Linked DNA regions of Mus musculus: all the other regions are linked to region 6. Evidence: chromatin loops called from intact Hi-C (ENCODE). Cell type or tissue: left cerebral cortex. All regions are shown on one strand. Region 1 has its middle 75 kb from the start of Slc24a4. Region 2 overlaps Slc24a4 (solute carrier family 24 (sodium/potassium/calcium exchanger), member 4). Region 3 overlaps Gm30198 (a long non-coding RNA gene). Region 4 overlaps Rin3 (Ras and Rab interactor 3). Region 5 overlaps Cpsf2 (cleavage and polyadenylation specific factor 2). Region 6 holds the start of Slc24a4 (solute carrier family 24 (sodium/potassium/calcium exchanger), member 4). Region 7 overlaps Cpsf2 (cleavage and polyadenylation specific factor 2).

Region 1 (4,000 bases), 75 kb before region 6:
CCGGTGTGTCCCCATCCCTCCTGTCATGTCATGCCTCCCCCAGCCTCCCCCCTTCTACTCCTAACAATGACTGTTCATCTTCTCATTTGAGTGGAATCCTACCAATTCATCCTTTGGCCTGCTTTCTAAGTATTAACCAGGGCATACCCTGCTCAGCCTTCACGATCAGACACCTTCAGGATGGATGCTACTGATTATTTGACCTATGACTGGATTATCTAGCACCGGGTCCTCACGTAGCTGAGTCAGAATCTATCCTCCTTGGTTTGTGTGTGCTCTCTGTCTTTTGCGAGCAGTGTTTGTGTAAACATGGTGTGCCCTATCTGCTTGAGTCCATTCTGTTGAACATTGACCTAGAAGTGAGATTTCTGAGTCATGTGTAATTCTGTATTTAATTTTGGGGGTCTGCTAAATCATTTCACATTTTATATTCCCACCAGCAATGTGGAAAGGTTCCAGCTCCTTGCTGCCTTCTCCCATCCTAGTGATTTTGTTCTGTGATAATGACTATCTCATGGGTATAAAATGGCATCTCACTGTAGTTTTGATTTCCATTTTTCTTTTCATGTGCATGTTGGCTATCTGAGCATTTCCTCTGAAGAAACTTCTATTGAAGTCCTTTGCCTATTTTCAGTTATTGTTGGGATAATATCTCTTTTATATAGGAAAGAAATAGATCGTTAAAAGGCTACATGGGGAAAAAAGTCAGGTGTGGTGGTACACACCTTTAATCTCAGCATTCTGGAGGCAGAGACAGGCAGAACTCTGTGAGTTCAAAAATAGCTGCATCAACTTAATGAGTTCTAGACCAGTGAGGTCTACAGAGTGAGACCCTGTTTCATAGGGGGAGGTGCTATGTAGGACTTGGGGTATCTCAGTGATAGAGTACTTGTCTAGCTTGTGTAGGGTCTTAGTTTCATCTTTAAAACCACAAAAGTGTAAAAACACACACACCGTATACTTTGGGCCTGGTGGTACCTATCTGTAATTCTATATCTCTCCAGAGGCAGAGACTATAGCATTACAAAGCCAAAGCCTTACTGGGCTACAGAGTTAGTTCAAAGTAATCTTGGGATGATTCATGAGACATTGTCTCAAAATAACAAATTAAAAAGGGGCTGGGAATATAAACCAGAGCACCAGTCTAGTAAACACTGACTCCCAGAAACACATACATACATACACATACAAACACACACACACACACACACACACACACACACACACACACACACACACACGAGAGAGAGAGAGAGAGAGAGAGAGAGAGAGAGACAGAGACAGAGACAGAGACAGAGACAGAGACAGAGAGACAGAGACAGAAAGAGAGAGAGAGACAGGTCTGGGACATTCAGGTGGAATATAAATCTAGGGTATCCTAACATCTCAAAAGGGTTCTTTGTTGTTTGACTTCAGTCTGTACAGAGGCCCAGGAGGTTCACCACATACAGGCTTGTCTTCCTTTCTCCTGCGCAGTGATCGAAGCCCACTTCTCAACCTTGGCTTATGTGTTCAGTCCTTTCCCTTCCAAATGGAAAAGTACTAACCAGTGTGTGGAGATAGGGTTTTAATGAGCTAATTAAGGCTAATTGATGTCCTACGGGTGAACTGGTTTCATTTTATAGACCCTTCTGGAAGCTCCTTATCTCCCCCACTCTTCTGTTTCCTTACATGGTTTGTCCATCCGGGTGTCTCACTGCATCCTGGGTAGCTCATTGTCTCCCACTGTTCTTGTTGAAGACTCTAACCCAATAGGATCAGTGTGTCCATTAAAAGAGGCAAGTCACAGGATGTGTGTACACAGAGGTCCAGGAGGTTCACCACACACAGACTTGCCACAGGAGAACACAGGAGGAAGGTACCATCTGTTAGCCAGAAAGAGACACCACCAGGGTCACACCCCACTGACCCCTTACTATGGACTTCCAGGTTCCAGAATGGAGCTGTGATAGTCTGCTGTGGTAGATCCTGCTGGAGAGAACACTTGGATTCCAGAGAGATCTTCCAGGGCAGGAGGATGGCCAAATTCACCAGCAGGATCTTACCTAGGCTGGGGCCATGTTAGATCTTTCTGGAATCTTATAGGCATAATCTGGCAGCAGATAATCCTCTCTTGGCAGAACACAACTTCCTTCTGTTGAAAGCACAGTTTAACAAAGGCTACTGAACTATCTCCCAAGGCTTCCTGGCTATCAAATGGCTTTCATCAAAAAACGATGATTTAAAAACCCCAGGCATACATGTATTGGGTTTCCCCAAAGCTTGTATGCTTTTACCACAGCCAGTTCTCTTCTCAAATCCTTAGCTTGGATTGCTTTTCTTTTAGCCGCTTCTTTATTACTATTATATTTTCATTTTATGTGTATGAATGCTTTGTTTGCTTGTAGGCACGTATGGAACATGAGTGCCTGGTACCAATGGAGGCCACAAGAGGGTGTTAGATCCCCTGGAACTGTAGCTGCAGATCGTTGTTAGCCATTACACAGGTACTGGGATGTGAACCCTGGTCCTCTGCAAGAATAGTAAGTACTCCTAACTGCTTAGCCATCTCTCCTTCTCAGGCTTGTAACGATGTGCCTAGAGCAGAGGCAGGATGCAAAGGGCTGAGTTGTAGAGACTAAGGTGAAACCCCAACCCAGTACTAGGAATGAGTTTGGTACCACCAAGGTTGTCCTGTATGGCATAGCTCCCAGTGTCCACAGACAAAGTTTGTAAGTCATCCACTTCTTCCTTCCTGCCCCTCTTCCTTTGTTCTATTTCCTTGGGCTGCAGTCCCTGGTGGGAGGCTTCTTGTCCCTACCTGGGTCACATATCACTCAGCTATATTCTGGGTAACCTTGTGTCTTGTCCTGTCTTTGCTTGCTGAAGACCCAGCATCATGTGACAACCCAGGACTTCACAGGGTCAAAGGACCCTACTAGGAGGCCAGGGCTGGCTGAGATTCACTGGGTTCTACTAACTCCAGAACTGAGTGGGATGGAGGTCCTAGATGGAAGGTTAGGAAGGGATGGAGCTGGACTTGATGCTTAGGAATGAAGATGTTAAGACTGATGCTCACTCCACTCCAGTGCTTTCTTTAGTGGGAATCTAGAGCTTCCCTATGCACTGGCTATGCTGAGGCAGGTCTAGGGGTGGGTCCTGGATGCTGCGTTTCTAGAAGCTTTCTAAGAAGTGTAGCCAATGCTAGAAGTGCATACACTTTAAGGATCAAGGCCCCATGGCATTGTATTTTTGGAGTGACACCTGAACTGGGATGTTAGGGGCTTTGAAGGTATGAGGGCTTCTCAGCACTATGACCTCCAGGACCATGACCCCCCACCCCCCAGCACTATGACCTCCAGGACCATGACCCCCCACCCCCCAGCACTATGACCTCCAGGACCATGACCCCCCACCCCCAGCACTATGACCTCCAGGACCATGACCCCCCACCCCCAGCACTATGACCTCCAGGACCATGACCCCCCACCCCCAGCACTATGACCTCCAGGACCATGACCCCCCACCCCCAGCACTATGACCTCCAGGACCATGACCCCCCACCCCCAGCACTATGACCTCCAGGACCATGACCCCCCACCCCCAGCACTATGACCTCCAGGACCATGACCCCCCCACCCCCAGCACTATGACCTCCAGGACCATGACCCCCAGGAGATGAGAAGCCTTGGCCCTTCTGCTCCTGTACTTTGGATCTGCAGACAGTTTACACATCACTGTGTATTAGAACCACTTGGAGGGCAGAATACAGCAGCTGCTCCCCCTCCCCCAACAGACTTTCCGATTCAGAAGCTCCAGGGTTGGACTTAAGACTGTGGCTGTAGCAACTTGCCAGGTGATCCCAATGCTCACCTATAATCTCCGTACCCCGAGACACCTCACGGGTTCTGTAAGAAAGGCTCACATGAACCTGAGTGTGACGCCTGCTCTGTCTTATCGTCACTGTGATTCTGGGCAAGTTCTTCCAACTTTCTGAGATCCTATTTCTGGTCTTCAGAAC
Region 2 (4,000 bases), 62 kb after region 6:
ATGATCTCCAGGTGCAGATGATCTCCAGGTGCAGATGGGATTGGCTCATCTCTGTGTTCTCATCCGCCTGCTCTGGCCACAGGAGGACATTATGGCTCCTTTCTCCATGTGAGGGAAAGGAATGCATTGAACTGGCGAGCATATCTGGGGAAATGAGGCACCAGTATCCAAGCCTGAGGAGATCTTGTTTTGCCTGTCACATAAGGACACATAAAAGGGATGTCACTGATAGGGATTCTGACACCTTGATCTTGAGCCTCTGAGCCTTAAGAACAGTGAATTTCTGTTGCTTATGCACTATGTGCTGTAAGACTCTGAGGTTCCATCCCAGCCAAGCCTTCCAAGGTGTGCAGAGGAGGTGTCAAAGATCAGAGGGGATAAAGCCATTGGTCTGGGCTTGCTTTCCTTTCCCATCATTTGCAGGATCCAAAGTCGCATAGCAGCGCCTCTACTGGGGTTTTCTATAGGACAATTGCTAACTGAAGGTTCTGAAAGGTTCCATCATTGTCCAGCTAGTAACCAACTGTCAGCATGGACTGTGCAGTGAGCATGAGCACTGAGTACTACTGTCCCTCATGGAAAGAAGCAGCCATGCTGTCCATATCCATCCAGGAGGCCAAGCTCTGGATAGAGCTCATGCTGCCGTGACCCCTGGACTCTTCTTCCCAGTCTGTGTATGCCATGTTCTTTATAAATAGGAAGGTTTTGCTTGGCTTAGGGAAAAATCACACCCATTTTTAATGTTTTTTTTAATGTGTGTGTAAGACAGGATAGGGTAGGGAGGAAGGGAGGAGAAGAGGGAGGGAGGGTAGTATGCAGAGAGAGAGAGGGAGGGAGGGAGGGAGGGAGGGAGAGAGAGAGCACCCAAGGAAGTCAGATGACAAATCTTTGAGGACTCACTACTCTCCTTTAACTGTGTGGGTCCTGGGGATTTAAATCAGATCATTGGCCATAGCCTTTACCCACTGAGCCATCTCCCTGACCCCAAGACATATTTCTTATAAAATAGAATTGATGCATTTCTAGAGCAGGAAGGCCATAGTGCAAGGTTCCATAGGAAGTCTGGATCCCCTTGCTGTTGACCCCTCTAAGGCCAGTCTGTCTGTCTGTCTGTGTGGACATGCCATGTTGGACTCCCTGGGCAGTGTGCTTTGCTCTGTGAGAGTCTGATCATTGGCTGTTTTGAGATGGCTCTCCACTTTCATGGCTGCTCTTCCTGCTCTCTACTTTTAAGTGACACCTCATTAGTTCCATCTCTGACTCCCTTTGGTGACAGTGTTTATGTGTATCACGATAGCATCATGTTTATATGCTATCTTGGCTATCATTTGTTAAAAATCAGACTGAGGGGCTGAGATGGCTTAATAAGTAGAGCGCTTGTACTAACACAAGGACTTGAGTTCAAATCTCCAGCACCCACATAAAAAGCTGGGCATGGCTATACTCGTGCCCATAACCCTAGCATTGTGATAGTAAAGACATAGTAGGCTTGCTGGAGCTTCCTGGCTGCCACCCTATCTCTAGGTTCAGTGAGAGACGGCCTCAAAGGAATAAGGAGGAAAAGTGGATAGAGCAGGACACCTGACACAATCCTGTGGCCCTTATATGCAGCAGCACACCCATGTACACGTATTCCCCAGCACACACACATGCACACACACTCAGCTTCGTTGTCTTTATGGTCCTTTAGCTGCGGCACTTCACAGTTGGTTCTCAGCTGCTTGTCGTTGAGCCTAGTGTGAAATCCACCAGAGTGGCTGGCTGAGGTTGTACTTGGGAATGCAGAGGTGTCTATTCTGAGACTCCCACAGCACAGGAGCCAGCCGCCTTCTGTGCCCGGCACCTGCTGTTCCCGCCTGGCTCCAGCCTGAGTCACTTTTGCTTGTGGCCATCTGTGACTAAGTGAACCATCACGGCCTAGAGTTATTTGGGTTTGTGTCTTTGGCTTGAAAATGGATCTGTAATGAGTCAAGAGTCGCTTCCTTCACTCTCTTGCCGACTGGCGACGAGGGAAGAGCTTTGCATGTGTGAGAAGGTGAGCAGAGCTGTGGAGCCTGAGCCTCTGCAGGCTAGCATCAAATCAATTTTCTTTACATTTTGGAGTATGAAGGATCAAACCCAAGGCCTTACAAGTGTTAAGGCAATGGTCTGTCACAGGGCTCTCCCACAGCTCTTGGAGCAGGGGAGGGTGTGTGGTGTGTGGTGTATGTGTGTGTGTTCTGTTTGGTGTGACCCAGAATCAACATGCTGGGGATCAGTAAAGGTAACCTATGCATTCACCCATAGAAAGGTCTTTCCTACCAAAACTCTTCTCACTTGCAACACTGGTGCACTAACACACTGGGATTTTGAACCTATAGAATGTATGGGATTTGTCTCCCAATAGGCCCTGACCCCTCAGTACCCCTACTGAGAACAAACCATAAAACCAAACCGAGTGATGAATGGATGCCAAACACCCATCATCTCGGCAGCCCCAGTTGTCCACATATCCATTGATCCACTCAGGTCAACATCCAAAATTGGGCATCAGGGTTGCCAAATGTGTTGGAAGCTAATGGTCACAGGCTGTTTTAGTGCTGAACTAAGTGATCTCATCTTTGGGTCAGTAAAAGCCATGAAGGGCCTCTGAAGACCAGACTGGCCCAATCACATTAGACCCAAAAGAGATGAGGCTGGCACCAGCTCAGAGCTGGAGTGGGCATCACTGGGGAGTGCGAGATATGTGGTCACCTATGAACAGTTTTGGAGAGAAGGCTACTGGGAGACATGTTTCAGTGGCAGCTGTTCTATTGCTCATGAAACCTGGACTCTTCCTCAGCTCCTTATGCCAGCCTCTGGAGCAGGAATTCAGCTGGCTGCCAAGACTGGGAACGTGGAGGAGAGGACCCTTCACTCCTTGGGTAACTGGAGGCTCTGGAAGGAAGGGTTCGTGTGGATCTGGAGAATTACAACAGAGGGAGTAAAATTCATTCACTGTGAAGATGGACAGAGGAGAGTAATGGAACCACCTGCAGGTGTGCATGGAGGAGAGCCTGTGGGTGTGCAGAGAGAAGAACCTGCAGGGGTGCAGGGAAGAGATCTTGCAGGTGTGCAGGGAGGAGAAGATGCAGGTGTGCAGGGAGGAGAACCTGCAGGTGTGCAGGGAGGAGAACATGCAGGTGTGCAGAGAGAAGAACCTGCAGGTGGGCGGGGAGGAGAACCTGCAGGTGTGCAGGGAGGAGAACATGCAGGTGTGCAGAGAGAAGAACCTGCAGGTGGGCGGGGAGGAGAACATGCAGGTGTGCAGGGAGGAGAACATGCAGGTGTGCAGGGAGGAGAACCTGCCTGGTTGGGGAAGATGGCAGACAGCACTCAAGCTTCAGTGGAATACCACTGTGACCTATCATGATCCAGAGCATACTGGATAGAGGGAGAAAGGGGAAGGGATGAGAGGGAGTGAGAGGACCAGCTCGGGCAGAGAAGATATAGGCTGTGTCCAGGACACCATGGATGCAGTTGCTACCTTTGGGCCACATAGCCTGTCAGTTTTACCCTTGACTTTGACCCCTGCACTCCAGTTCAGGACATACTCAGTAGTATCTTATTGAATGTTCAGTCACTTGTGAGGAGATCCCATGGTGATGGGCCACAGTAAGAGGCAGCCACTCATTTGGCTTCATCCCACTGACCTGAGTGGAGAGTTTCCCGTTCAGTTTGGTTTTCCTCCGTGTGGGCATTGGTGTTTGCTGGGAGTCCTGGGCTCAGCAAACACAAGTACGGATTTTAGCCTACAGTTTGTATGCCTAGGACAAACATGTGTTTGAAGAGTTGCTAATGAGTCAGTCTCAATACAAAAGAAGCTGGAAATAAATGGGACTGCCTAGTCAGCCATGATTCCCCTATCTAGCTGTGGGCCCCCTTGGGCTAGTATGGCTGACATGTGGAAACAGGAATAATTACAGCAGAACAGCCACCCCAGTAGGTATACATTGAAGGCTCAGAGGAACTTAAAAGCACC
Region 3 (4,000 bases), 330 kb after region 6:
CCTTGCCTTCAAAACCAAGGGTTCTGACACTCAGGGTTATTATTCTAAGGTCTGGAATGCGTGTCCTGGCATCTCGGGGCTTCTTAGTGGAAGCAGTTTAATGGAAGATAAGATAAGCTGGAGGGACTTCTGCATAAGCAGGTAAGGTAAGTTAGTTGAGGCATGCTGACCTTGGGTTCCTAGAACAGAGTTAGGTAATTTTCCATGGGATTCTCCATTAAGGAGATCAAATTCTACCTAAACCTGAAATAACCCCAACGAGCGTACAAGATGGAGGAACCTCTGCACTATCGTGTCCTGTCACACTGGGATGAGACAGGCATCCCAGTCTGAGATCCATATCAGAAGGACTGAATAGCTGGAGACCAGAAGGCTAGGCAGCCTCCTGACCCATGAAAACTGTGGACACTGATAGTATTTACAGTTGTGGTAAGGCAGTGCTGATTTTTGTTTGTTTTGTTTTGTTTTGTTTTGTTTTGTTTTGAGACAGGGTTTCTCTGTGTAGCCCTGACCGTCTTGGAACTCACTCTGTAGATCAGGCTGGCCTCAAACTCACAGAGACCTGCTTGTTTCTGCCTCCCAAGTGCTGGGATCAAAGATGTGTGCCACCACTGTCTGGCAAGGCAGTGTGTTTTGAAGGCTGATTGTGGATGAGTAGAGAACTAATACATCAGACATCAATATTTCAATAAGCAAATATCACAATATATATCTCTAGAAGATAAGGACATTCCTATAGCTTAGACTTTAATTACTGCCAAAGGCCCATGTGTTAAAGCTTGGTCCCCCATATGGCTGGAAGGCTGTGGAATGTTCAGGAAGCAGGGGGCCTGTCAGGAGATCTGTGAGTCCTTCTGGGTATGTCTTCAGAGATTACGGCACTCTGGCCTCGTCCTTTTGCTTCTGCTCCACCAATGGTTTAAGTGGATCTACTCCATTAATTACGCCCCCATGGCTGCCTCAATACAGGCCCAAGGCTACAGAACCAGCTGGTCAAGATCAGAACCTCCAACCCATGAGCCAAATGAAGCTTTTAACTTTCTAAGTAGACAGTCTTGGATCCGTATTATAGAATTGAAGAACTGATTTTTTTCTTTTTCCTTCTTCCTTTCTTTTTTGTTTTGCCCTGGGTGTCCTGGGACTCACTCTGTAGACCTCCACCAGCCTCTACCTTCCAAGTGCTGGGATTGAAGGTGTGCTCCCGGGCTACCAGAGTTCAAAGTCTGAGTAAGTGGCTGAGAGAGACAAGCAAAGCGACAGCTTTGATCAAGGGGTAAGTATCACAAAGGAGGCTCGAGGAATGTGAATGAGGCAACCAGGCAGAAGTCTAAAAATGTGTTCAAGAGGAGAGAGCTGTATGAGTCAGGGTTCTCTAGAGTCACACAATTTATAGAATGAATCTATACACATAAAGTGAATTCATGGGAATCGCTTACAGTCTGCAGTCCAACTAACCCCACAGTGGGCAGCTGTGAATGGGAAGTCTAAGAATCTAGTAGCTGCTCAGCCCAGGAGGCTGGGTGTCTCAGCTGGCCGTCTGTATAAGCTGGAATCCTGAAGAAGTAGGTTTCAACAGATGTGCTGGCAAAGTGTGTGCAAACAGGCAAAGAACAAACCCTTCTTTTTTCCATTGTCCTTATGTAGGTCTCCAGCAAAAGGTATGGTCCAGATCAAAGGTGAGGCTCAGATCTGACTTAAAGGTCTGCGTTGATCTGGATTAAGAGCATAGGTCATCCCACCTTAAGACCTGGATCAAAAGATTGTGTCTTCCCGCCTCAAGATCCAGGTCACAGGTGTGCTCTCCATTTCTGGACCGTAATTCATTCCAGATATAGTCAAGTTGACCACCAAGTATTGCTGCCAAGCTATCACAAGGGCCAAACTTATTTTTCTAAGAAACTGACTCTAGCAATAACTAGCCCATTCCTACCGTTAAAAACAAAAACAAAAACAAAAACAAAACACTAACCCATTAGTTCTTCCCCATGACCTAATTACTTACTTTTGTTTTGAGATAGGGCCTCTCCTACCTAACCCAGGCTGTTCTTGAGCTCCTAATCCTCTCGCTTCAGCTCTCCAAGCTATATGATTACAGATATAGATACCTAATGGTTTCTTAAAGGTCCCACCCAAATCTCAACATTGTTGCACTGGGGATTAAATCTCCAGCACACAAATCAGAGACACAAACAAACAATGCCAGAGCACGTCTAAGAGTTTTCCTCAGGGGCTCAGTGGCAGAAGCACTCATCTCTCAGGGCAGTTTAGCTTCCAGAGAAACAGCAGAATCACCGTCACATTTGGAGGCACGTCCATACTTGCCAGGAAACAAAAAAAAAAAAAAAAAAAGTCTTTTGTAGACATATACTCTGTGGTCTGTGAACAAGAGAATGGAGAAATGCCTATTTTACCTGGCAAGCCAGATGGAAGGCACAGATTTTTTTAAGTACCCAGTGCCCTCTGCTGTTGGAAGCTAAAAATGCACAAAGAAATCAATTTCATTTTTTAAAAGCATTATTTTTATTTGTGCGTGTATGAATGTGCATGTGCATACGTACGTGTGTGTGTGTGTGTGTGTGTGTGTGTGTGTGTCCATGTCCACAGAGGCTAGAAGAAGGTACCTGATCCCCTGGAGCTGGAATTATAGGTAGTTGTGAGTTGTCCAGTGTGGGTGCTGGGAACTGAACTCTGGTCCTTTGGAAGAGCAGAAAGTGCTCTTAACTGCTGACCTGTCTCCCCAGCTCCTTCAATTTTAATTTTTTGACATTAGGTAGACCAAGGAAGTAGAACTACAGAACCAAACTGTAAGCACACAGGACTCTCAAAAGTGAGAGTAACCGAGAGCCTCCAGGGACAGAGTGGAAGAGGATGACTAATAAGGGCTGTGGAGATTCAGAGAGATGGAGCTGAGGGGCAAGTGCTCCCTCTGACCTCTGTGGAGTCACGGAGCAGACCTGTGACAGTTTTACTTCCACGGGACTTGGTATTCCTGCTTTTGGCCATCGCTCTAGTGACCCTGCAGGATGCTAAAGCTTTTTTTTTTCTGGAATTTTAAATTTTCACATCTCTGATGTCTAATAATTTTACATACTTTCACATGTGCTTTTGACAGATTGGATGTTTTCTCTTTGAAGTGCTGATTTAAGACATTAGTCAGTTCTCGTTGGGAGGACTTGGTATGCTCTAGGGGTCCTGGCCTGTTTCATTTTCCCTGCCTGTTAAAAAAATTAAAAAGCAGAGAAAACCTGAAGCACATCAGGTAGCAAGAGAGAAATCTCACACACTGCAGACAGAATCAGAGGTTTATAAAAGCTATTTGTGGGGCTGGAGAGGTGGCTCAGGGGGTAAGAGCACTGACTGCCCTTCCAGAGGTCCTGAGTTCAATACCCAGCACCCGCAACCATCTGTAATGGGATCCGATGCCCCCGATGCCCTCTTCTGGGGAGTGTGAAGACAGAACATTCATGATGTTAGGAGGTAGTTGCCTGAGTTCAGCCATCTCAAGGAACAAGGTCCACCTGGCTGGCAGGATCAAAGCTGAGTTCACGTTCTCAGGCCCCGCAAACCAACTCCTGTCCTGCTTCCTCAGATGGCTCATGCTTGTCTGTTAACCAGCAAAGGATGGTGAGAGGGAAGACGCTGTTATTCTGTTACCTAAACCAAGACACACAAGTCTCAATCGATTAGGTGCCCTTAGAAGAGAGTGGCCTTTTCAGTTCCCAAGCTTCCCGTCTGCTTTGCTAAGGGTCTTTTGCTCTGTGTGTCTTCTGCATGTGTCTGTCTCCTTCCCCCCAGTAAATATCTTTCCTTTTTAAAACATTCATTTATCCTATATAATATTTTTGGGTTCAGGATAGAAGCCAAGAAAACTCACCAGAAGCTTAAAAATTAAAGTTTTATTTTCTGTCCGTGCAAGGAGACAGTCAGTTCGGGATCTGAACAAAATTCCCAAAGGGAGATTGTACCACATTTTTATGGGATGGGAAAGCGAAGCAAGGGC
Region 4 (4,000 bases), 260 kb after region 6:
GCCCCTTACATGCATGACATAGAAAGGCAAGTGACTTTTCAATATGCTCATTCATCTCCAGGACTCAGAATCAGAGCACCCCTAACCCTGCCCTGCTCTCCCTGCCACAGCGGCGGACTCAGGGCTGTGCCTGCTCAGCCAAGCTTAAGGAGTCTGGAAGCGAGCATTTTCATTTTCATCCAGGGCCAGTTCAGATACCAGTAGATCTCCCATAGTTAGGATGGGAAGATGAATTGGGGTGGGTCCCAGGCAGAATCAGCCTCATGTCCAAGACCATTGGCTTGGCCTTAATAGCCAGGAAAAGCAGGCTAGAGAATATCAGAAAAGCTAGGGACTGGGAGAAAGGATGCTAAGGGCAGGGGCGGTACCGTGTGATCCTGGCCATATCACCCTCTTCTTCTATGATTCAATTTCTTCCCTTTAAAGAAAGCAGCAGTTATCAACCTGTGAGTCGATTGCATATTACATGGGTTGGTTTTTGTGGGTTGGTTGCATATTAGATGTACTACATATTTACATTATGATTCATAGCAGTAACAAAATTATAGTTATAAAGAAGTGAGGAAAATAATTCTATGACTGGGGAGGGGGTTGGTCAGTACAACATGAGGAACCGTATTAGAGAGTCACAGAGTTAAGAAAGTTGAGAACCACTGCATTCAAAGTGAAGGATCTCTCAGGCTGCAGAGATGGCGCAGTGGTTAAGAGCACTGACTGCTCTTCCAGAGGTCCTGAGTTCAATTCCCAGCAACCACATGGTGGCTCACAACCATCTGTCATGGGATCCCATGCCCTCTTCTGGAGTGTCTGAAGACACATGCTCATATACATAAAACAAATAAATTTAAAAATAAAAGCTACCAAAAAATTTAAAAAGTGAAAGATGTCAGCAAGGTTCTGAAGTCCTAACAAGTTGATGGCCAGATAAACATCCCAGCAAAGCATTGTCTTTGAACTTAAAATTCCATGGCTGCTGCAGCTTCAAATACCTTAAAGCCTCAATTACTTCAGGGAAACCTTAAAGATTAAGATTATTTTTAAAGAAGAGAATTTGGTGGGCCAATATTTTAGTGGGTAAAGGCAGGCAGTTGCCGCCAAGTCTGGGGACCTCATTTCAATTCCTGGGACTCTTGTGGTGGAAGGGAAACTGACTTCTGCAAGTTGAGTGTGCCCACAAATACATGTACACATGTGCACACAAAATAAAAATTTAAATGTAATACTTTTTTTTTTAATGGACAGGATCTCGCTTTGTAGCTATGTCTGGCCTTGCATTTGCTACGTAGACCAAGTTGACGTCCAGCTCACAGAGATCTGCCTGCCTCTGCCTCTGCCTCTGCCTCCTGAGTGCTGCTGATATTATGGCTGCATAGCATCAAATATTTTTACTATTTTAATCCCTAAAAACTTCATGTGATAACTAAAATTTCCTGTGCATCCTTGGAAATTGTTTTTATGATAGGTAATACACTCACGGTGCTCTTCCTGTTAAAACAGTGTTTACTACAGTGAGAAGGTGGGCTCCCAGCGCCTCCTCCACACACACCCAGGCATCCATGTCTCTCGGTTTCTTACGTATCCTATATATTTTAAAACACTTAAAAATCGCATTTTACATTTCAGACATCATTGTAAGAGTACCGAGCTTGGATGACAGACTTGTTGGAATTGCTGGGTTTCTTGTCCTCTTCCCAGTCTGGCCACATTGAATAAGTATCCTTAGCCAGGTGTGGTAAACCAACCATACCTTTAATCCCAGCACTCAGAAGGCAGAGGCTGGTGGATCTCTAGGAGTTTAAGGCTAGCCTGGTCTTTATTATGAATTTCAGGCCAGGGCTAAGTAGTGAAACCCTGTCTAAAAATAATTATATATATATATATATATAAACTGACTTCTGCAAGTTGAGTGTGCCCACAAATATATATATATATATATTCTGTATTTTTATATTATATAATCATATAATTATATGTAATTATAAATAACATTTCTAATTTATTATAATATTAAAATAGTCATATATAATTATATATGTTATATATGGAATATTCCACACAATACCTTCTTGAAGTGGGCTAAGGAAAGATGTGAGCTAAGCTGTTTCTATACAGTGCCAATGGCTGAAGCCCCAGTGCGGTGAAGTGAAGCCTTTGAAGCAGGTTGTAGAGCGTGGACGCCCCCTGGTGGCTATGAAGGGAGGGGCATGTTGGAAGCAATGGGCAGAGCCGCACACTTTGAGACCAGCTCTCCTCCCAATGTGGTGGATCCAGACCTTTCTCGTTCAGACAGTGTCCTTGACCCCACAGGTTCCTACTATCTGACCACCACCTACGGAGCCCTGGAGCACATTAAAAACTATGACAAGATCACAGTGACCCGACAGCTGAGCGTGGAGGTGCAGGACTCCATCCATCGCTGGGAACGCAGGCGCACGCTCAACAAAGCGCGGGCCTCCCGCTCCTCTGTGCAGGTGATGCTGGGGACTAAGTGTCTGGGGCTACAAACTGTATAGGTACCATCTGTGCGCTATGCTTGGTTGCTTTGGCCTGCCAGCCCTACTATCCTCAGGGTGAGCAGTGGGTCTTGCATAGAGGAATCCAAGGTTCTACCTGCCAATCTTCCTAGCTCTGCAGGTCCTGGGTAGGCTTAGAAGTGCCACCAGGCAGGTGCTATAACCCAATAGGCCAAGTGGTATGGGAGGAACAAGACATTCCACATATCCCAGGCTGCATCAGATCGATTCACCCATATGTCCTAACAGCCCAGATCATCTCCCTGCTACACACACACACACACACACACACACACACACACACACACACACACAACACCCACACACCATTCTTCTCGGTGCTGCTGGCCAAGGCTTCCCCATTGCAGCAATCATCACCCGCTGTTGTAAATCCTCTATATGGGAAACTCTCATACGTGGCGGACAATGCTCCTGGTTCATGTGTGTCAGAGGCCTGAAACCCAGGGTCTGGGACAGAACAGGACGGTGATAGGCAGAAAATAGAAGGAGTTGGGCCAAGAGGCCAGACAGCCCTCCAGAGCTCTTCAGAGTTATGTAGACTCTGTGTAGAAAATGGAGTCCAGCCTCTGGGAGGCAGAAGGTCTAAATTCTTGACCCAGCTTTGAACTAAGAGTTGATTCTAGCCATCCTCATTTGGAAGCGATGGTTACTAAACTTGTCCTGCAGTCTCCAGCCCCCTCAGGAACTCCACTTCCCATCCATATCAGCCAACTGAGTCCTGCATCCCTGCCCATGCTCATAGCTGCCAACCTAGCATCTCTATTCCTTCCTGGATTCAACAGCACCTTAGAACCAGTGGGAAAGGAAAAGAAAGCTATGCCTCAGCTTCTGCCACTTTCCCTGGTGTAAATACTCCGCCCCCCCCCCCCAACAAGGTAAATCTGTGCTTGCATCGCTGAACTGGGAACTAGGACATGCACACCATAGACTGGCCCAAGCTGGTATGCATTGGCGTGAGGGAGTGCCAACCCACCACACATACACACCCAACAGCACCCCTGTCCCACTTTTCCCTTCTGGGAAGAAACAGAAGCCTACGGTGAGGCCCGGACCCTGGCACTCTGTAAGTGCATACCACCCTTTAACATAGCCATTAGCGCCTTCCTGGTTGTGGCCGTGAGCCAGCCACAGATATTGCCACTCCATCCATGGCTCTCGTCCTCAGTCTACAGCTGAAGCAACAGTGGTCAGGGTCACACAACAAACAGAACCACACTCAAAGCTAGGAAAGGGCAGGGAGTCTGTGGACCCGTACTGCATATACTTCCCCACTGCCATAGGCATCACCTCACATCCTAAACTCACCCCTTCCTCAGCTCCTCACCCCCAGCTTCCCTTGATCCTCTTCATATCCTGCCTCTAAACCAGAGACAACCCCTGCTCTAAGAGGCCAATCGGCTCCACTTGTCTGAGCTGTGAGGCGCTAGGATGATAATCTATACCCGCAGCTTTATCCTGCCTTCCAG
Region 5 (4,000 bases), 130 kb before region 6:
TACAGCCCTAATTACGTCCCAAGTTCAGGGTTCTTAAAGCAGACAGACTGCTTTCCCCTCACACTTACTCCTGTGCTAGTGTGCAAGGTGCCAGAGAGCATAAAGAAAGGGGGTCAGGGTGGGGGATCCTGCTCAAGTTTGGAGGTTCAGGAAAGGCTTTCTGGGAGAAGTGATAACTGAGCTGGCTCTTATTGAATATCAGGACACACTGCAGCCAAGAGTGGGGGAGGATGCTCTAGGCAGACATGAGGGGATAAGTGTTCACAAAATCAGAAAGACATCTTCATTTGTGAATGACAGGGTCTGGCTGTGTAGCCCAGGCTAGTCTCAAACTCTCTTCTCCTGCCTCAGCCTCCGAGGTGCTGAAATTATAGGCATGTATTACCATGCCTCAAAAATTAAAAAAAAAATAAAATAAAATAACCTTTGCTGCAGTTCTCTTAACTGGGAGAAATAGAAACAGGGATGGCAAACAAGGCTAGTTAGAAGAGAGATAGTCTCACCTGGTTGTGGGAGGTAGTGACAGTTGAAGGTAGGGGTGACATCTCTATCTGGAGGAAGTTAGATCTTGCCAAGCAGAAAAATTATTCTAGGTAAATAAGAGGAAGAGACATAGGGGGTGTGAAATTGAATGGAACATTCCAGAAAGCACAGGAGCTGGCACTCTAAGGTGCACCAGTTGTAGCTGCACATCTGGGCTCTCGTCTTTATTTTAGTAATTACACTAGAAATACTAGAGGCAGCATCCAGTGTTAGTGTATGGTTGGGGGTAGGGGATGCCATGTGATTCTATTGTGCAGTCATATTGAGAACCTTGCTCTGGAAAGTGGCCAAGGATCTTTTAAAACCTTACAGGTAAGTATGTCATTGTAAAGATTAGAGATCTGAGGAGAGAGGGCTTTAGATGTTGATCATATTGCCAGAGTTAGAGAATGGCAGAGATTATGTTTAATTGGTTACCTACACCCTGTGGGATTTTTCCTTCCTCTCCAGGTAAGATTAAAAGACTCACTTGTCAGCTCCCTTCAGTTCTGTAAAGCTAAAGATGCCGAGTTAGCTTGGATAGATGGCGTCTTAGACATGAGAGTTTCCAAAGTGGACACGGGAGTTATTTTAGAAGAAGGAGAGCTCAAGGACGATGGAGAAGACTCTGAAATGCAAGTGGATGCTCCATCCGATTCTAGTGCCATGGCCCAGCAGAAGGCCATGAAGAGTCTGTTTGGAGAGGACGAGAAAGAGTTGGGTGAGGAGACTGAGATCATCCCCACGCTGGAGCCTTTGCCACCTCACGAGGTGAGAAGCCTGTGCCATCTCTCGTCTCTGTGTAGTGGTACTGGGGTGATGGGGCCTCACATGTGCTCGCCTCGCACTCTGCCATTGAGCCGCATCCCCTGTCCAACTGCCTCTCCATTGGTCGTTCTTCTAGTTCCCCTGGTGTGGCTTTAGCCACTTAAAATACATTGTATGGGAGTCAGTTTTGGAGTTCTTAAAAAGGACTGCCCAGGACATATGTCTGTGTATCTTCATCTCTGCAGCTACAGAATGATAATTTAAGGAAAATCCTTATCAATTTTTTTTCATTATTAAAAAAGTTTTTTAAAGATGTATTTATTTATTTTATGTATGTGAGTACACTGTAGCTGTACAGATGGTGTGAGCCTTCATGTGGTTGTTGGGGATTGAATTTTAGGACCTCTCTGCTCGTTCCGATCAGCCCAGCTCGCTCTGGCCCAGAGATTTATTATATGTAAGCACAGCACCAGAAGAGGGCGTCAGATCTCATTACGAGTGTTTGTGAGCCACCATGTGGTTGCTGGGATTTGAACTCAGGACCTCTGAAAGAGCAGTCAATGCTTTTACCACCCACTGAGCCATCTCTCCAGCCCCTATTAAAAAATATTTTTAAATACCATACACAGAATTCTGTTTTATTATTTATTTTTAAACAATTTTTTTTTCTGCTAATTCTCCCTCTTTCTTCTCCCTCATCCCCTGGCTCTCTTCTATGCTTTCATGGTGTGTGTGCCATATTACCCTCCTCTAGCTAATACAATTGTTCATGATTTGTTTTTTTGGTGTGGACTTGGACATCTGATTGGAGGATTGTCTTCCTGGAGATGGGGGGGTTCTAAGAATGCATCCTTCTGCTGTCAGTTCCATGCGGCTCACTGTGGTTTTGATGCAGTTAAACATCTTCCTTTGAGTACAGCCTAGGAGTTACATGTTCTCAAGAGGGACTTCGTTAATTAGAAAGGCTTCTAGGTAATGAAACTAGAGCAATATTAATACTGTGAGAGTCCTACAGACTTGTCAGGTGGAGCCTTTAGCCTGCCACAGAGTTGAGATAAGGAGATGGCCCCTTCTGCTGGCTTCTGAGCTAGCATGACTCTTTAAGTGCAGGGGAGATGTGAGGAGGTTTTTTCCTCTGTGCTAAAGCTATAGTGCTCTTCAGAACACTTTCAGAGTAGCAGCGTTAGGCAAAACCACCTGCTCTTCTGATTCTCAGCCCATAGTATCCATTGCAGTCACTTCGAGATAGGAGGGAATGTGGAAGTAGCGTTAGGGACTTAGCCTCTGAACTAAGCAGGGACTGGGGCCTGGAAAGTGGGGTTTCAGTTCCGTTCTGCCTCTTGATACTTTAGTTGACCCCTCCAGCAAGTGGGTGAGCGGAGAGCATAATATTATCTTGAGTCTCTGTTATTAGGAGGCATGAGTAATAAAATTGTGAAACATCAGAAGATCTGAAGGGCTTTGTAATGGTAAGTGACAAGGTAGAACCCAGAATAACAAACTCAGAATGTAATTTACAGTCTTGATGATCTGTCAAAGGACTTGAGAGACTAATAGAACGATCATAGAGATGGTGCAGTGTTCCACTTTATCCAATACGCTTTGTGCCTACTGTTTTATTGAAGCTCCTCTTTCCCCTTTGACCTTATTTAAGGTTCCTGGACATCAGTCAGTTTTTATGAATGAACCAAGACTGTCTGACTTCAAGCAAGTTCTTTTGCGGGAGGGGATTCAAGCGGAATTTGTAGGGGGCGTACTTGTCTGCAACAATCAAGTAGCAGTTCGCAGAGTAAGTTTATTTTTAATAAGGGCTGGGTTGAACGTGTACTTCTGAAGCTTTATCATAATTCTGCAGTCTTATAATTTCATAAAACTGGAAACCAGCCATTTACATCCATGATGCTGGCTGTAAAGGCTGATAGCAGTGATTCAAGTGAATGGTACATCATTTCATAGTGAATTCTTACTATGTGACTCCTCTGACATTTATGTGTCTGTAAGAACCCATTACCGCAGCGTTTTACCTATATTCCAGAGTCAGGGGACCCATTTCCTGACCAGTCATAAAGTGATCCATGTAATAAATGGTGCTTATTGTTTCTGCATGTTGATGAATGGGAGATGTACTAAAGAACTTTTAAAACTGTTTTTCTAGACAGAAACTGGACGCATCGGATTAGAAGGCTGCCTTTGTCAAGACTTTTATAGGATACGAGACCTTTTATATGAACAGTATGCCATTGTGTAAAGGACATGATGTCAAGATGTGTCTGCTTGACCTTTCTCAGGAAGAAAGGATTCTCATCTGAGGCTAAACTTTTGCTGTCTTGTTTTGTAACATACAAAAAGAATCTGCCAGAAAACGTGAGCATGTACTAGATTTTGAAAAATATGAATCAAGGGCCTGGGGTGTAGCTCAGTGGTAGAGCTCTTGCCTAGCATGTGCAAGGCCCTAGGTTTGATTCTCTGTCCTGAATAAAGAAAGAAAGAAAATGTAAATAGAACCTATTTTGTAAATGCTCTTGCCTAGCTCTGAATGCTAGAGGCCCAACGAAGAGACAGGCCCAGAGCCAAGGGGATTGGTGTCCTCTGCAGGTCCCTTGTTCCAAGAGCTCATTACTTGAAGAAGAAAAAGGAGAAAACAAACAAACAAACAAAAGAACAGTGCAACTTAGCAAACCTGTTGATGGCCTTACAGAAACTGGTGTGT
Region 6 (4,000 bases):
AGCGGGTACCAAGATCAGAAAGCTCAGCCATGAGGAGACAGTTCAACTGAGAACTGCAGTTGACTGCCTCAACTCGCCCAATTGTAACTGTTTCCAGTTTATAAATCTCAGATTTGGCCATGTTTTGCTATTTATCTACCTGCCCACTTTGCCTGCCTGCCTGTTCTTTTACTTTTTTCTTTTTCTTTTTCTTTTTTTTTTCCTATACTTAATAAACTCACCTATTCTACGGACCATACTGAACAGTATAGAAATGAAGATGCTGGGGCTGGAGAGATGGCTCAGAGGTTAAGAGCACTGGCTGCTCTTCCAGAGGTCCTGAGTTCAATTCCCAGCAACCACATGGTGGCTCACAACCATCTGTAATGAGATCTGACGTCCTCTTCTGGAGTGTCTGAAGACAGCAACAGTGTACTCACATACATAAAATAAATAAATCTTAAAAAAAAAAAAAGAAATGAAGATGCTGCAAACAATGGCACCCCACCCCGCCCCCACCCCAGCTTTCTGGGCACTTCTTACCTGTGTCCCTCTGCTTGCCTAAGAAGTACAAAGGAACCTTGCTGGTAGTGGCCAGCTAGAGGAGGCATTTGGGACAGTCCCCAGAAGGGAAGTCCTCACACTTGACTATGCTCAAGATCTCTAGGGAATCTGGTTAAAAATGCACATTTTAGCTCAGTAGGTCTAAGAGTAGATTTAAATGTGCAACCTGCCTGTCTCCTATACTCCCAGGCAATGACTTGGCTGCTGTGGACCACCCCGTAGCCTAATGAGCAGCAAGGGAATGTTTGGCGCTCAGAGCAAAACACTTTGAGAATCCCACTTAGCATCTGAGGGACAGGCCCCCCTTTAGTTCAGGGTTCCTTGAAAGCAGACATTGGGTCTTAATACACGTTGTTGTTGTTGTTGTTGTTGTTGTTGTTGTTTTGTTTCTTGGCTGGATGGCACTTGGCACAGAGCTCACAAATGGCGGGTATGTATTTATTTAATTAAACACAGTTGGCTTTGATCCAAAAATGGTTTTAAGAGGAGTTAACCCCTAAATCAGCACAGGATAGAAAACCGACAGGGAAGTCTGAGTTAGAGATCCTTCCTGATAGAGGTCCCCTCCACTTATTTGCGTCTGGATGACACCTCCACTGCTCTTCGGAAATTTCACTGCGCCCACATTTTAAAAGCGGCTTACACTAGAGAGCCGAAAGTAAGAGAGGTGGAAAAACAAACCCAAACCAGAAAGCCTTGCGAAGCTGTGAGGTTGCAAAACATCAAAAGCTCCCAACTGTTGGCAGCAGAGCCGCAGAACTGCGGGGTTTCTCCCTCTGTCAGATTACCAGCATTTCGTAGGTCGGTGTTGCGCCCCCGCCACACAGGTCCCTAGGTTACCCAGAGAGCCTGGCAGGAACTGGTCCCGGCGGGCGTCGGTTGGCTTGGTGCAAGCCTGTTTCTTAGCACTGAGCTAGCAATTAAGCTACTTGTGCATTGGAGACCTCCGGGTGGTAGTGGTGACCGCCTTGGGTCGCTGCGGGGGGTAGGGGGTCTCGGGGAGCCAGGACCCGTGTGAGAGCCCTACAGAAACCCTGGTTCTGAGAGTCCTTGGTGATGCCATAACCTGTTCCACCTTATAGCAATCACAAGAAGCTGAGGACTCATTTTGGCTCCGTAGGGTTAGAGAGAGAGAGAGGAAGGGGTTTGGAGGGAGGCAAGGAAAGGGGATTATATTGGTCAGTAGTTGAGCCTCTCTTGGGGGAAGGGAGAAGCGCACTGGGCGAGCGCCCTAGGGGAGGTGTACACGTGCAGGGGAGGGGGGGGGGATGAGAGGCGGGCAGGCGGGAGGGGAGGAGTAGGGAGGCGAGAGCAGCTTGCGGGAGGCGCCACGGCCTCGCAGACACAGGCTCTGGCCGCCTAAGAGCCAGAGAGAAAGTTCCCGGGACAGTTCGCCCGCGGGAGGGCCCAAACTGCGGCCACTGGCCGAGAGGGTCTTGAGTTCTGAGAGTGCTGCGCGCGGTCCTTCTGCACGCACTTAGCTGCCAGGGCCCTGCTTTCCGAGAGAAGCAGAGGAGCCTCGCAGGCGGGCAGCCGGGGCGGCCGGGGCTAAACTTGGACGAGGAGGATGCTGCGAGTGGGCGCGGCGGCGCGGGGCGCGGGGGCGCTCGCCAAGCACTGATTGCTCCCGGCGGACTCCGAGCGCGCTGAAGAGCAGTGGGCAGGTAGCGGCTCCAAGCGCCCGGACTGCGCCAAGCCGACAAGCAGGGCCGCCAGCGCCACCGTGCAGGCGTCGTCTCCTCGCCACGGAGTCATGGTGCGAGCAGCGCGCACGCCCCGCGCGGAACTCTGAGCTCCGGCCGTGCATTGCTCCCCCTCCTCTGGTATTCCCATCCGATCTCCCCGTGACTGCCTTGTTCGCGGACCATGAAGCTATCTCCCAGAGCCCCTTGCCTCTGAGCTACGCATCGCCCCGCTGCAGCCCCAACGCCGCTGGGCCACAGACAGCGCTCCAACCCTTGAAGCTCGGGATCTTCTTCCAGGGGCGCGGGGCGTACGGAGATGGCTCTCCGTGGACTCATCCGGCAGAGCAAAGTTCGCCGGAGGCGAGAGATGCTGCCGCAGCAAGTTGGCTTCGTGTGCGCTGTGCTGGCCCTGGTGTGCTGTGCCTCCGGCCTCTTTGGAAGCTTGGGTAGGTGTGGGAAAGGATGTTTTCCGCTGGAGGAGTTGGGGGGCTTGAGCTCTGACAGCTCCAGCTTCTTCTCTGTCAGATTGGTCCCCAGGGTTTTCCCTTCCCGCTCAGCGGGCAGTGCTCACCCAGGAGTGCTGAGCCTCGAGCTGGACTGTGGCGACGTTCTGCCGAACTGCTCAAGCTCCCTGGGGGTTCCGGACGTAGTTGTAGGTGTGCTATTGGGATCAAAGCCTGCACCACCTCTGTCCCTGGAGTGTGCGGGTAATGGGCAACTCATGGCAGCCCAGGGGTAGAGTCTCCCGCTTTAGGATGTGTGAAACTGAGCAGCCCCCTTTTCTGTTCTGCAAAGCTGTGCTCCATCCCTCAGAGACCCAAATTCTCAGGCTTAGTCTCTGCTCTCCTCCTTGCACCTGCTCTGATCCAAATGCTTGGTCTTCCCCAAACCTAAACGGAGCGGGGGCAGTCTGTCCCCGTGGGAGATTGCTGCCATGTTCCAGCATCCCTTCACTCAACTCTGCTTAATCCCCACGGAGAGGGAGGGCTGGCGTGCATAGCCATGATCCACGCTCCTCCAAGCAGAAGGCGACCTGGGAGTCTGTTAAGACATGCAAATTTCAGACGGAGTGGGGAAAGAGAAGAAACTTATGAAATATTTATTTCGGGGTGATTTGGGCTCGTGTTTAGCCTTTAAAGAATGTTTAGTGCCTAGATATTTCAGAACTAGTGCTGTTAACATTTGGGGTGACACCCCCCCCCCCCGTGAAATAAATGTTGTTAACCTAGCCAGAGGCACAGGAGGAGGGCATCTTTTTTGAGTGGTTAGTGAGGCCATTAACATAGTATCTTGGGATCATTAAGAGATCGGTACAGCGACGTTAAAAACAAGTGAAACCTGGTTAAATTTTTAAACAGAAAAAGAGACATCACTCTCTTTCAATACCCAGACTGTGATTTGGGGGGGTAGAAGGCTAGAGAGTGGCTCGTTTCTAAAGAAGTCCAGAAAGTTTATTTCTAACACCTTCATACCCAATGCTTTGCAATTGGACAATTAAACACAAGAAACGACAAAATGTCTAGAGGAGCTGCGAGAGTTAGGCGTTCTGGAGGATGTATCGCTACCTAGCTGAAACATCTGGACAGGTAAAGAGTTGAGGTGTAGTCTGAAAGCCAGAGCTATTTTTATGTGCTAGATCAGGAGTTAGCTTCCCGTGCTACCATCTCTGTTCAGGGGCATCCATGCCTTCTCTGATATGGCTCTGTGTGACCCCTTGGACCATAGCATGATGACCCGGGAGCTTGATACTATAGACTCTCAATCTCTGCCTT
Region 7 (4,000 bases), 140 kb before region 6:
GATGGGGAAGGGGGAGTCATTGCATTAGCCCTTGGGTTTGCTCTTCGACCTTAGCATAGCCTTGAGTTTAGAATGGGTGAATCATGATGGTGGCTCTGCCCATTCTGCTCAAAGAACTGACCGGGCTGCCTCCTGGTTGTATTCACAGGCATGTTCACCAGATCGATGCAGTGCTCCTGTCTCATCCTGATCCACTCCACCTCGGTGCCCTCCCATTCGCCGTGGGGAAGCTGGGTCTAAACTGTGCCATCTATGCAACAATTCCTGTGTATAAAATGGGCCAGATGTTCATGTACGACCTCTATCAGGTAATGGGAACAGTTATAAGAGAGGCGTTTGTGTCCCACTCGTGGTCATTTTTAATCATTTAATTTGGCTTGTTTTTCTTTTAGTCTCGACACAATACAGAAGATTTTACCCTCTTTACATTGGATGATGTGGATGCAGCCTTTGACAAAATACAGCAGCTGAAGTTCTCTCAGATTGTGAACCTGAAAGGTAACGTCGTAAACTTGCGGACAAATGGCGTGGAAGCTTTGTTGTTCCTTTTTCCTGACTTTGTGTTTTTAGCTTTTTAGTTTTTACAGTCCCAGGAGATCCAACCAGAGCCTCACTCATGCTGGGCAAGGAATCTCCCACGTAGCTGCATCATAACAAGCTTAGACAACGGAGTTGTCTTAGCCTTCTGAAAAGTGCTGAAAGGAGTTCACAACAAACATCACAGGCAGTGGGGGATCGAAAGAAAAAGTAGCATTTCTTCCTAGAACTTCCACTTGAATTTCACATTATTTCACACTAAATACTGACAAAATATTACCAGCTTAGGGTCCTCATATCTGGGTGGGAAACAGTGCTTAAAAAGAGCTGCTGTGTCTGGATCCTCCTGGGAACTTATGGTTAGGTTCAGGAGACAGACTGACTCAGAGCCCGAAATGTAGCACCTAAAGCAAATTAAATACTTGAGCGGCAGAACAGAAAACTTATTATTTAATAAGGTATTATTTTATTAAGTACCAAATCTGCATCCAGGAAGCCTGTGACAGATTTTCTTTTTCATCTTCTTTTTCCCCCCTCGCTTTCTCCCTCTTGTTCTGGCCCTGCTTTTTATTTGTTTCTCATTACGGATGGTTGTGAGCCACCGTGTGGTTGCTGGGATTTGAACTAATGACCTCTGGAAGAGTAGTTGGTGCTTTTAACCGCTGAGCCATCTCACCAGCCCTGATAGGTTTTCTTAAACATTCCAGCATTAAATACATGGCACAGTAGCTGGTATGGTGGTTCATGCCTGTAATCCCAATGCTTAGGAGGCTAAGAGAAGGATCATGAGTTCAAGGCCTATCTAGGATATATAGCAGGTTCAAGATCCTGGGCTGTATGCAGTGAAACCCTATCAAAAAAACAAACAAAAAACAAAATGGGGGCTGGAGAAATGGCTCAGCGGTTAAGAGCACTGGCTGCTCTTCCAGAAGACCTGGGTTCAATTCCCAGCACCCATGTGGCAACTCACAGCTGTCTGTAGCTCTGGTTCCAGATAATCTGACATCCTCACACAGACATACATGCAGTCAGAACAACAATGCACATAAAATAAAAATAAATCTAAAAGATGAAAAATGAGTCAACCAAGAAAAGTGACACAGTAACATTTGATGCTAATGATAAGCCACAGAATGACCACGCGTGGTGTAGTCTTAGCAGTTTTACTTTGTTTAGCTTTTCTGTGGGTAAATTCTTTACCATAATAAGGTTTGAATTGTTATTCCATCAGGTTAGGTTAACAGATATGGAACCAACTCGGCAATTATTTGTGCAATAATAAATATCAAAACTTAGTTCTCAGGATGTAGCCTAGTGGTATTTGCCTGGTATATATGAGGCTCTGGGCTCAATTCACGGCACTACAGATACAGTGCACAGTCTGTGCTGAGTAACAGTGCACTCACTGGCTTGTAAGTCCCATTGCTGCCCTTGTATCTAGATAGATACCTCCAGGGGAACACATAATGAAATGAGAACAGTTATCTCCATTAAGGGAGGAGAGTGGCTACAGACAGGAGAGGGGGCTTTCTTTTCACTGTAAGCACTGAACTTTGTGCCACTGTTGAATGTGTTGCTGTTAACATAACTTAAAAATACAACTGCCCTAGGCTTGTGAAAATAAATCTCAGAATTGTCATTATCTTCTTGATGTAGGCAAAGGACATGGTTTGTCTATCACACCCCTGCCAGCTGGTCATATGATAGGAGGGACAATATGGAAAATAGTCAAAGATGGAGAAGAAGAAATTGTGTATGCCGTGGACTTCAACCACAAGAGGGAGATGTAGGTATATCTAGACAAGTGCTCAAGGAAATGCGGTTATTGTCTCCTTCACTGAAGGGAAACTCAGAAGCGACTGTTTGATTTTGTTTTTTAATTAAAACTCAACAGCAATTTAAGACCACCAAGTACTGAGTGTTCTCATTGTAGGGCAACAAGTCCCTTATAAGACATAAGCACTTTAACTTTTTCTATATCAACACTCATTCTGTAAAACAGATGTTTCACTGGAGGTGTTCAAAGTAGTGAATTTTTGCACATTAAATTATATTTTCTATGACTTGTTTCTTACTAGGACTTTGAGACTTTTTTTTTTTTTTTTTTTTTTTGAGACAGGGTTTCTCTGTGTAGCCCTGCCTGTCCTGGAACTCACTCTGTAGACCAGGCTGGCCTGGAACTCAGAAATCCACCTGCCTCTGCCTCTGCCTCCCAAGTGCTGGGATTAAAGGCATGAGCCAGCACTGCCCGGCGACTTCTTATCTTTTTAGGGGCAGTAACAGTAGTGATTACCATCTAATTTAATGATATTTAATGATAGTATCCCTTTAAAATTCCCTTTAAAATGGTACAGAGTAGTTATAATTTTATATTATTAATTTGGTATTGAGAAAAATACTATAAATCCTGTGTGTCCGTGCCCTGTATGTGGTTCCTAGAGGCCTTCTTTGTTATGTCTGTGCATTAAGCTCAGGGGTGTCTTGTGTTAGATTCCAATCATCTCAAGCTTCACATTGTGAAGCATTTAAGGACTCACAGAATCTAGACTTGTAGTTGTGGGTGAATGAGAAGGATGGGAAATGAAGTAAATGGTGAATGAAGTCAGATGAATTAAGGTGACAGTAAATTCTAGGTGGGTTTAGAGTTAACTAGAAACAGAAGCTGTATTGTGTCCGGCCTCTGACTTGGAAGAGATTGTACACACAAAGGTAAAGGCTCAAGTAACTTACAAAAGAAGTAATACATTTGATTATATATAAATTTAAATTAAATATTTAAATTAAAATAGTAAAGCCATTAATCAGAGAAAATGCAGTAGCAATTAGCCAACTACTTACCTATGTATAAGACTAGGCATTGCTCAAGAAATCACAAATACACTGACTGCAAGATGGCCAAGTGTTAGTCACAAAGCAGACACTGAGATAACGTGTACTTGTTATGTGTTTAGATTATCTTAAAATACTGATAACTTTCCAGAAAAGGTTACAATACAATAATTGTATATTCTATTGAATACATTTCATGGAAAAATTTTTAAAAATACAGCCAGGTGTGGTGGCACACCTCTGTGATCCCAGTACTTGAGAGCTGGAGACAGGAGGTTGGGATTTCAAAAACCATCTCTTTCAAAGGTAAAGTGGTGAAAAAGTGCGTTCAGATAAAAATAAATGGTCAGATGAATACAAAATGGTACAGATCTCACAGGAAGTTTTTACAGTTGTGAGACAGGTGAGCGCCTTGCTATGCTCTATGCCTGTAATTCCAGCGTTTGCGAAGCTGAGGTAGGAGGAGCACACCGTCACCTAGGCTGTGTGTGTGTGTGTGTGTGTGTGTGTGTGTGTGTGTGTGTGTGTGTGTATACCCCAGTTTTCTAAAAAACCAGCTTCAGGCAGAAATGTTTTACAACTTCTAAAAGTTAGATTTAGAAAAATGTTCATGTCACAGAAAAGTCTAGAATAT

The links. A loop is a pair of places that touch in the nucleus more often than their neighbours do. Peaks named below come from ENCODE experiments on the same cell type or tissue, not always from the same donor. Only the 100,000 strongest peaks of a DNase experiment are listed, where the experiment ranks them.
Region 1: it touches region 6 in a loop (2.7-fold over the local background); 4 of 42 quality-filtered maps call a loop at or near these places.
Region 2: a loop joins it to region 6, with 2.1 times the contacts of the local background. A loop is called at or near these places in 3 of 42 quality-filtered maps.
Region 3: it touches region 6 in a loop (2.2-fold over the local background); 2 of 42 quality-filtered maps call a loop at or near these places.
Region 4: a loop joins it to region 6, with 3 times the contacts of the local background. A loop is called at or near these places in 9 of 42 quality-filtered maps.
Region 5: it touches region 6 in a loop (3-fold over the local background); 7 of 42 quality-filtered maps call a loop at or near these places.
Region 7: it touches region 6 in a loop (4-fold over the local background); 6 of 42 quality-filtered maps call a loop at or near these places.

Annotation. Positions count from the first base shown.
Region 1 is chr12:102,051,923-102,055,922 of GRCm38, forward strand. No RefSeq gene overlaps it. Among named protein-coding and RNA genes, the nearest start is that of Slc24a4, 75 kb to the right of the region's middle. In left cerebral cortex, a CTCF peak has its summit at 2,425 (motif pointing right); no DNase peak of the experiment used is centred here.
Region 2 is chr12:102,189,183-102,193,182 of GRCm38, forward strand. The region is part of intron 2 of Slc24a4 (solute carrier family 24 (sodium/potassium/calcium exchanger), member 4); the gene reads left to right. Among named protein-coding and RNA genes, the nearest start is that of Slc24a4, 62 kb to the left of the region's middle. In left cerebral cortex, a CTCF peak has its summit at 2,000; a DNase peak (open chromatin) is centred at 1,832; H3K27ac peaks cover 292 bases.
Region 3 is chr12:102,458,957-102,462,956 of GRCm38, forward strand. Gm30198 (a long non-coding RNA gene) reads left to right here. Exons shown (of 3, transcript XR_381856.1): 2 at 1,154-1,273. Among named protein-coding and RNA genes, the nearest start is that of Golga5, 8.2 kb to the right of the region's middle. In left cerebral cortex, a CTCF peak has its summit at 2,453 (motif pointing left); DNase peaks (open chromatin) are centred at 1,397 and 2,437.
Region 4 is chr12:102,385,247-102,389,246 of GRCm38, forward strand. It overlaps Rin3 (Ras and Rab interactor 3), which reads left to right. Exons shown (of 10, transcript NM_177620.4): 9 at 2,308-2,471. Among named protein-coding and RNA genes, the nearest start is that of Lgmn, 52 kb to the right of the region's middle. In left cerebral cortex, a CTCF peak has its summit at 2,177 (motif pointing left); a DNase peak (open chromatin) is centred at 2,180.
Region 5 is chr12:101,999,684-102,003,683 of GRCm38, forward strand. Cpsf2 (cleavage and polyadenylation specific factor 2) reads left to right here. Exons shown (of 15, transcript NM_016856.3): 13 at 994-1,293; 14 at 2,945-3,079; 15 at 3,446-4,000. The coding sequence ends at 3,538. Among named protein-coding and RNA genes, the nearest start is that of Cpsf2, 26 kb to the left of the region's middle. In left cerebral cortex, a CTCF peak has its summit at 1,765 (motif pointing right); a DNase peak (open chromatin) is centred at 1,768.
Region 6 is chr12:102,126,846-102,130,845 of GRCm38, forward strand. It overlaps Slc24a4 (solute carrier family 24 (sodium/potassium/calcium exchanger), member 4), which reads left to right and starts at 1,882. Exons shown (of 17, transcript NM_001362345.1): 1 at 1,882-2,674. The coding sequence starts at 2,545. In left cerebral cortex, a CTCF peak has its summit at 2,242; DNase peaks (open chromatin) are centred at 1,317, 2,189 and 3,002; H3K4me3 peaks cover 2,973 bases; H3K27ac peaks cover 2,290 bases.
Region 7 is chr12:101,983,028-101,987,027 of GRCm38, forward strand. It overlaps Cpsf2 (cleavage and polyadenylation specific factor 2), which reads left to right. Exons shown (of 15, transcript NM_016856.3): 3 at 149-308; 4 at 393-498; 5 at 2,194-2,323. Among named protein-coding and RNA genes, the nearest start is that of Cpsf2, 9.1 kb to the left of the region's middle. In left cerebral cortex, a CTCF peak has its summit at 2,316 (motif pointing right); a DNase peak (open chromatin) is centred at 2,293.